Regions from separate parts of the Homo sapiens genome. Here region 1 is linked to region 2. A link is an interaction called in ENCODE POLR2A ChIA-PET data of the cell type or tissue named here. Cell type or tissue: PC-9. All regions are shown on one strand.

Evidence for each region. Peaks named below come from ENCODE experiments on the same cell type or tissue, not always from the same donor. Only the 100,000 strongest peaks of a DNase experiment are listed, where the experiment ranks them.
Region 1: POLR2A ChIA-PET joins it to region 2 with 7 read pairs; 2 of 35 experiments call an interaction of 5 or more read pairs at or near these places.

The regions. Positions count from the first base shown.
Region 1 is chr1:110,132,194-110,137,193 of GRCh38, forward strand. No RefSeq gene overlaps it. Among named protein-coding and RNA genes, the nearest start is that of SLC6A17, 16 kb to the right of the region's middle. In PC-9, no CTCF peak of the experiment used is centred here; no DNase peak of the experiment used is centred here; H3K27ac peaks cover 90 bases.
Region 2 is chr1:109,608,763-109,613,762 of GRCh38, forward strand. GNAT2 (G protein subunit alpha transducin 2) reads right to left here. Exons shown (of 9, transcript NM_001377295.2): 2 at 3,991-4,161; 3 at 1,703-1,745; 4 at 1,278-1,419; 5 at 1-26. The coding sequence starts at 4,108. Among named protein-coding and RNA genes, the nearest start is that of GNAT2, 8.4 kb to the right of the region's middle. In PC-9, no CTCF peak of the experiment used is centred here; DNase peaks (open chromatin) are centred at 2,049 and 2,329; H3K27ac peaks cover 866 bases.

The DNA of each region.
Region 1 (5,000 bases), 520 kb after region 2:
AAGTTGCTTAATCTCTGTGTGCTTCAGCCTCTTTACCTGTAAAATGGGGGTGATATTAGATACTACACTTCATAGGCTTGTTATGAGAATTACATTAATTTATATATGTAAAGCAGTTAGAACAGTGCCTGGCAAAAAAAAAAAAAAAAAAAAGCAACCCACAAAGAAGCATTCAACAAATATTAGTTAGCTTTTGTAATTATTGCCTAGAGTATAATAATAACCTCCCAAATGGTGTCTTCCTGCTTCCAGTTTTGTTCCCTCCAATACATTCTCCACTCACTGCCCAGAGAACTTTCTCTGTTGGTCCCATGCAGGATTCCCAGATAAAAGACAGGATGGTCAGTTCCGTTCAAATTTAACTGGATGTCTGGTATTCTTATTTGCTAAATTTGGTAAATCTACACCCATGCTTAAAATTTTCCCCTGGTTCTCCATTACCTTTAAAATAAAATCTAAGCTTTGTAGCATAACATTCAAGCTCTCCATGCTTCAAGCCCCTGCCTTCACCATTTAATCTTGTCTCTTTATTTCTTATCACCCACAGCCCCCTCATCTTCTGCTCCAGCCACTTCCAGCTGCCTTCCTGGAATCCCAGAGACTGAATCAGAGCATTTTGGAGCTAGGCAGACCACCTGCCACATTTTCAGCTGAGGCAGTTGGGGCCCAGAGAGGTTAAGGGCCTGCCCAATGCCACACAGCCAGTGGGTAAGGCCTACAGTGCTCTTACCAGGACCTCAAACCTTCATTCTGAAACACCAAAAGCTGCCATCAGACCAGAGAAGGACCCTCTTGAAATAAACATATTAGCTTTGAAATCCCTGGCCTCAGGAGGACCAGCCATGTGCTTCTCATTTGCAGAGTAGAGGGGAGGCTGGATCTGCTGGCCTGGAGCAGTTCCTAGGGACTGGCCTGGCAGGCTGGAATGCCCAAGAGGTTTTGAGGGGGCAGGAGAGATGACCTGGAAATGTTTAGGATACCTAGTTTATAGAAGAGTGCTTCTGGGACTTAGAGGCTGGAAAAGCAAGGCCCTATTTGCAGACCTGTACTTGGGGGTTCAGCCTCGAATGGAAACTTATTTCCTTGACTCCAGGCAGCTGAGAGTGAGGACACATTAGGCTGGGGATTCTGAAATGGGCAGAATAATCCTCGGGGGCAAACACTGAGTGGAAGTCATCTTGATGGGAGGGGATGCCTTTCCCACGGGGCACCTGGGCAGGTCTCACCATTCTGCAGTCACCCCCAGCATAAAATATGAAGTGGAACAGCTTCCCTGCCAGATCCCTGGGAGGCTCTGGCTCCGTTACAGCGACTCGATGAAAATATCTCTGCTCAGTGCTGAGAACTTGGTCTTAGTAATTGACTTGTATAATGTCCAAAGACTATGCATGTAACTGGCCCAAAGTGATGCATCATCTTTCGCAAAAAGATTCATCATGGAATCTGCAGCAGCCTCCCATTTGTCTGGAGCAGAAATAGGAACAACTCCCCTTGCCAGGAGTCATCCTTTGTCTTCAAAGCAAATTCCTCCATGGTTGGAAGCTTCCTGGGCCCAGGCTGAGGCCTATGGCCAACTTCCTGGCCAAGGTCCCAGAGTCCCAGCATGTCTATCTCAGGAACCTCAGCCACAGGCAGCAGCTCACAGAACGTGGAGCACTGGGTTTAGGAGTCCTGAGTTCTAGGACTGACTCTGCCATCAGCTGGCTTGTGACCTTGGACAAGTCACTGAATACCCCCGGGCTTTTCCTTCTCCATCTGTAAGATGGAATTTGTGATTTCTGCTTGAACTATCTCACAGGAGAAATGGATGAGGAATTACCCATCACCCACTGTGTAGAGGGGCCCCATAGTATCATGGTTTAGAGCATGGGCTTTGGGATCCGAAGGATCTAGGGTCAAATCCCAGCTCTGTTGTTTGGTGATGTCACATTGGACGAGTTTCTTAACCTGTTGAGAAAGTGGGGACACTAACAGTATCTACTCTGTAACGTTGTAAGGAATAAAATGAACGGATGCACAAGGAGCGCTTAGATTATGCACTCGGGTATTAGCTGGAGCTTTCATTGTGTACCCAGCTGCCTGGGAGCAAACAGGAAGCATGAGTGCAAATGTTTGTTGTTATAAAACAGCTCCATCACTACATGTCATATCATTTAAACGAACCCTTCAGTAACTCAAGATGACGAAACTGAGATTGGAGAAGGTAACGACTCACACAAGGTCACCCACCCAGTCAGTGGCAAAGGCAAGCTTTCAACCCATTTCGAACTGAGTCCAGGGCTTGTGTTTTTCCTGACACACACTGGCTTATAATGTAGTTGGAGTAGTTGGAGAGAGTCAAGATGTTCAAGTGAGTAACAGTAAGGATGCAGAGCAGCGATGTGCAGCATGTGTAAGCATGGGACTGTAGGGGCTTGGGCTTATTTTCCACTTTTGCCACCTTTTAGCTGTGTGATCATGGACAAGTCACTTACCCTCTCCAAGTCTCATATATGTCAGATTCTTGGTACAGTAAATGGTGTTCCATGAGATACTTCTCACTGTTGCTGTTAAAGGCAGGGTGTGCTGTGTGCTGAAGGATGGTGCTGTGGCCACGCATAAGTGCTGGAAGAGTTGGCCTGTGGAACATCACTCTGGGTTGGAGGTGATCAGGCAAGATAGGTAGGAATGACATTTAAATGGGACTTTGAAGGACAGAGAGGCTTTGGATGAGTGGAGCCAAGTGGGAGGACCTCCTGGGCAGAAGGGATGATGCACAGAAAGGAGCTAGGTATGAAGTCTCAGGAAAATTCGAGGTGAGGTGGAAGCTGGAAACCCACGAGGAAATGCTCCCATTCATCCGCCTACTGTAATAGAAGCTACTACCTTCAAAATCACTTTCTATGTGCCACTTTGTAATCATCGCGTCTACTGTTCACAGCCATTCATCAGGGCAGGTGACATTATCCCCTTTTGCAAGATAAGCAGCTGAGGCTCAGATAGACTAAAGAAGGTCCCCAAGGCCACGAAAGTAAGTGACACAGCCAGGACTCAGATTCAGGTCTGTCTCCAAGGTGTGCCCTGTCTGCACTGGCATACTAAATACCAACCCCTCCCGGGCCCACCAAGATGACTTTGTGCTTCCATTCAATGCCCCTTGTTATAAGCCAGGGGAGGGGTTTATAGAATTAGGTTGGGCATTGTCTCAGGACTCCAGCAGCTTGCAGTTCTGGTAAACACACACAGCATGGGTGCTCAGCTGGTTGAGAAGCACAGAGGAAGTGTGGCATTCACACGGGCTGGCACAGCCTCCCTTATCAGACTACGTGCTGTCACCCTTCCAGGTGGGAGGAGGCTGTGATGGTCAGTCTACTCTGCCGGCAAACAGATGTTGGGGTGGGGGCAGGTGAGGTGCTCTGCCCTCTGCTTCATCCCTGCCTTCTGCCCTTACCCCTAAGATCCACCAGGATGGCATAAGTGAAGAAGGAGAGAGGAAGAGCCTCAGGCTGGGACACTCTGGCTGCTACCAGGCTCCAGCATGGGGAATTTTAACCTCCGTGAAGCCTGCTGGACTGCTGTCTCAAGACCAGGTGGTGATAAAGCTCACAACGGCTGCTGACGGTCTTCCGGCCCCGTGATGATGTCTGCTTTGTTCTTGGTCTCTTTCAGGAATATTTCAATGCAAGTATTTTTTTGTCTTCTCTGAATCCATCTCTTCCTGGACCCTCACTGCCAGCTGCTTGCGCCCACGTGATTGAACCATATGAATCAGCTATGCGGTTGGCAGCCGACCTATCTGAAGGCTTGGCCACCTCAGTCAAATATACTCTCCCCTACCCCGCCCACTTAATTCCTGCTCCACTATCTGATGCCCCTGAGAATGCTCCTTCTCATCTGCCTGCCAGGCCACCTCCTTCTCCTCACCTCCTCCTGGAAGCCTTCCCCAACTCCAGTGGCCTGTCCTATTTCTAGACCTGAGAACTCCCTAGAGCATAGCTTGTTGGGTAACAAGATTCTCTTCTACTTTCTTATCCATACGTACGTAAGCATGGGAGGTCTGTGAAGGCAGGAAGCGTTCTTTTCCTGCCTCTTCATCTTATCCCCAACACCCAGCAAGGAAGGGTACAGGACTTGATGATGTTTGAGGGATTCAGCAGTGGAGGCAGATCTGAGACATTCTGATCAAAAAGAGATTTCCATAGATTACCAAGGATGACGTCTAACTTTGCTCAATAATGCAAGACCTCTCACGATTTATTAGCCACTGTCTCCCACATTTATTGGCCAAGGGGCCAGGACTGAGCCTTCGCACAGATGAAATGATCTGTTTTTACCTCCTTTGGAGGACCTATGACTCCAGCTGTGTTGAATCACCTGGGTGCAAAGGTACCTAAAGTTCCACTCATCAGAGTCACACTTAAATCTGTGGCCCACCACAGACCCCAGCCCAGAGGCCCCAGTTAGATGGAGAGGAATCTGACAATGACAAATAGCCTGGTTCTTGCCCCAGTTTTGCAACTGACTTGCTGTGTGACCTTGGAAGAGTTAGTCCACCTTTCTGAGTCTTCTTGTTTTCATCTGTATAATCAAGGGTGGTGGCCTAGAGGATTGTTACGATGCTTTCCAGGTCTAAACCTTTGATTCTCTGACTCAAAGGCAAGGCTTCTTGAATAAATATATTCCTCTCCTGACAGCCAGCCTGGGGAAATAGATAATTCTGTCAGAGCATCCTTGCACTAAACCTAGAGCTCTGCAGTCTCCCCCAAGGCTGGAAACTTTATCTTTATTCATTGTTCATCCTTGTTCTCCCTCTCTTTGGCTCTCCCTCCAGCCGTGTTTTGCTACCCCACCCCCAATCCAGGACACTGCAACCTGTCATGAATGAAGAGTGGCTGGTCACATGGCCCGGTCACCATGGCGACGGATCCCCGCAGACGAGGTAGGCATCAAAGTCACATGAGAACCCCGGAAAACTGGCTGAGGTATTTATAGAAGCAGTGGCTGGTGCCTTTATGGAAATG
Region 2 (5,000 bases):
AGGTTGTTGAGCTGTCGCCCGTCATCCTGTAATGCAGAAACCTGGTTAAGAACTTCACAGGAGTAATAGCTTTCCAGGAGGCTTCTGGGAATACTGCTGAATGGAAATCATTTTACATTACTACGAAGACCTAAGATGGAAGCAGTATCCAGTGAAGATTCTATGTAAGAAAACATACTGTTGAATTTTTGAGTATGCTCCCCAGATGCAGAGGGTGGCACTATACCCAGCCCTGGGGTGTGTCTAAAGCGGGGCAGGGGTCCCAGGTATTTCCTCTCTGGAGTTTCTGGCTTCCATCCTTAGTCTGAAAGTTTACCGCCACAAAACGTGGGTCCTCTGCTGCAGAGAGACTGAAAATGTAAAGGCCAGATTGACCATGAAATAGACAAGATAGAAGACAGGGACCCATCACCTTTGTTCTTCAGCGATTGAAAGCTAGAAAAAGTCCAGTACTAGAAGTAGGGATTTCACTTACAAAAGTTCCATGGCCAGGAACCCAAGGGTAGCAATTTAAATGGTAAAGTAAAAAAGCAGAGGAAGCTGTGAGCAGCTTTATTTTGTAAATATGTGTTATAAAGTAGGGCTTGAGGACAGGCACGGTGGCTCACACCTGTAATCTCAACACTTTCGGAGTCTGAGGCAGGAGGATTGCTTAAGGCCAGGAGTTTGACACCAGCCTAGACAAGATGGCAAGACCCCTTCTCTACAAAAAAATTTTAAAAAATAGCTGGGTGTGGTGGTGCACACCTGTGGTCCCACCTACTGGGGCTGAGGTGGGAGAATCACTTAAGCCTGGGAGGGTGAGATTGCAGTGAGCCATGATCACACCACTGCATTCCAGCCTGGGTAAGAGAGGAAGACCCTGTCCCAGTAAAAATAAGGGTGGATGTTGCTTACTTCTCCAGGACTGCATAATTGTGGTGTATTATGAAAAATATTCAGCTTTGTAGTCAAGCAGCCCAATGCAAATGCAGTCTCTGCTATTTATCTACATGACCTTGGGCAGTTAATTAACTTCTCTGAACTTCAGTTTTTCCATGTGTAAAATGAGGCTAATTAGAAAGGTACCGTCTACCTTAAGGTCTTACTGCGTAGATGGGTAAAGGGCCTTGAGATGGTATACACAGTACACCTAGCAGTGAGATCCCACCCAGCAGGTGGGATTTTAGTTACTATTTTTCTTACCCATCTTTCCATATAGTTTGTTGGCCTCTGGTATGTTTCTTCTTGCTAGCCTTTCTGCTTCCACCCTTAACCACATAATAGTAATCACATACCGCACAGCTTGGTTCAGCATAATCGATGCCCAGTGTGGTCATGGCCCGGATGATAGCCAGGATGGACTGCAGCACATTTCCATAGATGATAGCCTTGAACTCCAGGCATTCTTCTGGTGAATAGCCATCCTGGTGAATGATCCTGCAAGGGGCAGACACTCTGTCTTTAGCTGGACCTGAGTAACCAGACCTAAGGGATTAGGAATTTGGGGGTATTTAAAGGATCATAAGAATCCTATCTCTCTGTTGCTACTGCTTTCTCAAAGTGGAGGGTGAGGGACAAGGGGTACAGATGAGGGGCATTGGAATCAGATCCTTTATACCTGGGCTCCTTGAGGCTAAAGAGCCTTTCACTTTGAATACCTCCACTGGCTGTACTGACTTCTTCACCCTATCTTGTCTTTTGGGGCTTTGTTTCTACTCACTTCATCTGTTTGACGATGGTGCTCTTTCCTGACTCCCCAGCACCTGGAAGGAAAAATGCTTATGCTTTCGATTTCCACCAGTTCTCCTCAGCCTTCCAGGAGATGGCCTGGGAGAAGTCAGAGCCACTGCTTGCTTGGGGGTCTTGTTAGGGGAGAATACATAGGGATGACTGCTGCCCTCAATTTCTGGCAGGCTTGAGCTCAGGCCATTCAACCTGGATTTAGAGCAGTTTCTTAACTTCAGTACTATTTAGTTTGGGCTGTCTCATGCATGGTAGGATGTTCAGCAGCATTCCTGGCCTCTACCCACTAGAGGCCAATAGCATCCCACTTCCCTAGTTATGACAACCAAAAGTGTCTCCAGACATTTCCAAATGACCACTGGCAGTCAAAATCTTCCTGTTGAAAACCACTAACAGATTCAGGGGGAGTCCTTTAACATTTCTCCTCTCTGCCTATTTTTGACTCAGGAGAGTGATCTTGGGGTAGGATTGGAGAGAGCTGGATCATTTCACCAAAATAACTATATTTTCATCACCTTGCTGGTTCCCTTTTTTTTTTTTGAGACAGGGTCTCAGGTTTGTAGCCCAGGCTGGAGTGTAATGGCACAATCTCGGCTTACTGCAGCCTTGACTTCCCAGGCTCAAGTGATCCTCCCACCTCAGTCTCCTGAGTAGTTGGGATTCCAGGTGTGCGACATCATGCCCGACTACATTTTTTTTTTTTTTTTTGAGACAGTCTTGCTCTGTCTCCCAGGCTGGAGTGCAGTGGTGCTATCTTGGCTCACTGCAACCTCTGCCTCCTGGGTTTTAAGCAATTCTTCTGCCTCAGCCTCCTGAGTAGCTGGGACTCTACAGGCGCATGCCACCATGCCTGACTAATTTTTGTATTTTTAGTAGAAATGGGGTTTCACTATGTTGGCCAGGCTGGTCTCAAACTCCTGACCTCAGGTAGATCCACCCATCTTGGCCTCCCAAAGCGCTGGGATTACAGGCGTGCGCCACTGCATCCGGCCATTTCCCCCCGCCCCTCCGTAGAGGCAGGTTTTCACCATGTTGCTCAACCTGGTCTTGGATGGGGCTAAGTGGGTTCCCTTTATTGACTAATGTGTCCTAATGTCCTCATTCACACTCTGCTCTCTCCATCAAAAACTCATACCTTCTAGTACTGAGTTTATACTACCCTAATGCCTCGAACTCCTCCTATTTCGCTTGTGCTTGTTCCCTCTAAGCAGCTTATCCTGAATGTAGAAGAAATCTGCTTAGGCTTAAAAGATCTCTCAGTGGCCCCACCATCTCTGTTTCCCCCTGCGTAACCTCCTGGGCTCCTTAGAGTCTGGTCCAGCTTACAAAGATATGCTCCTTTAGTGTGTCCTTACGACTGTGCCACAGATCAGCTGGGGGAAAAGAAGGTGCCTTAGCCTAGTGCGTCAGCTCCCAGATCCCTTATGGGGGCTTGGAAACCCAGCTCAGGCATCTAATCTTCTGCTACGTAGACCCTACCTGCTCCAGCTACCCTACTTCTGTGGTACCAGTGGTTTGTTTTCCTAAGCCACGTGTCTCAAATGTTCTTGTCTTGGTTTTATTTACAGCTGTGATCAATTTCCCTGACAAATTGAGGTGCTTTTATTTTCTCAGCACAGACCAGTGATCTGCTTAGGAGCTCATCAAGTTGATGAACCTTCCATCTGGCAGGAGCTTTGCAGGCAGCTATTGAATAGAGAGCCAGGAAGGGACTGCTGTACATAAAGACACCATTCCTCCTTCCTCAGAGCCCCCTACTTCCAAAGTTTTTACTGAAAGCAAGAAGGAACCACTATACTTGGCAAAAACCAGTGGGACTATCTCTGGTACTGTTGGCACTGACTGTATGGTGGGACTTGTGAGCCTGTTGGTGAGGGAAGGTCCTGTTCTCTTCTGATTTCTTGGCTTAGAGTTCTCTGCAGATTGGGTACAGTCTGCAAGTCCAGGGTCCTTGAAGCCAAAAGGATGTGTTAGGTTTGGTTAGATTTGGAAATGGGTGGGTTCATGGTGGCCCTTGCACTATTCCTCGCTCAAGAGTAGAAAAACTCTGGAATAGCCTTGGCATTCTGGATCCCCTTGGGGTGGCTGTTTAGGCCCCATATTAACTCAGCTCTAGATCTCCTGATCCCCTAGCCAGACTGTGTAGAGGAGAGGAAAAATGACCTGCCACCCTTCCTTCCCATGGGGTGAGGTAGAACCCACCAACCCTTCAGGAAAGTAGGAAGGACCCCTGCCTTCTCTGGCTCATCTTCCCATCTCACTCACCCAGCAGTAGCAGCTTGACAGTCTTGGCTTCCTTATCAGCATCCTCCTGCAGCTTCTTTTCTAGCTCCTTGGACCTCTTGGCCAGTTCTTTGTCCTCAGCACTGGCTCCACTTCCCATATTTGCCGTCTTGTCAGCTTTTTCAGGCCCCTAATCCTCTCTCGTAAGGTTTCCTGTATGTGAGATGGAAGAGAAGGAAAAAAGTTGGGATTGAGTATCCCAACTTGGCTCCCCTAAAAGCTGGTCTGTACGATGGCAGGTGAGAGAGCAGGCTGTAGGGTCTTGTACTCTGCCTACATTGACTGAGACTCCCTACTTCAACTGGAGACCTACTTCTTAGTCTAGGGATTGTAGCCTTTATATCTAGCAATGTGATAGGTCAAGCCAATTAAGAGCTTTGTCAATATGGCAAGGGGTAAAGACTCAAATGTTTCTATAACTAGGGAAATGATCTGCTGGGTTCTGACGGAAGGATAGGATGCACGACTACTTCCATCCTTTAAGGGGTTCATCCCCTGAAAGTCTCTTGCTTCCTTAGATTTATTTGCATCATAGAGCTAGAGATTACTGGCACATATGTAGAAAGCATTCCTTATGTTGAGCCTCCAGATTATAAGGTCTTGATCTCAAGGGCTTCAGGGTATCAAAGCATACTCGTTTACCATAGGCTGGTCCTGGCCAGGAAATTTGTTTTGGGTGGTGCCCTTCCTTGGGAAGATTAGGAATGTTTCAGCTCCCGCAGTGGCTGCTGCTCCAGGAAGCTACTAGCATTGTTCCTTTGCATTGGCCCCTCTCTTTGTACTTCTGTTATTAGCACTTATCACTTCATATTGTACGTCGTTTTACAAATCTTTTCCCTCACTGCATTTCTCCCCCTGGAGCTCAACGGACCAAATCTGACTCATCTTTGAACCTCTCAGAACTTGTAGTTTATTTGTGGATCAAAAGGTTTGGTGAATGAATAAATGCAGGAAAAGGGTGTATGGTGAAGAGAATGGGGTTGCTTCCCTTT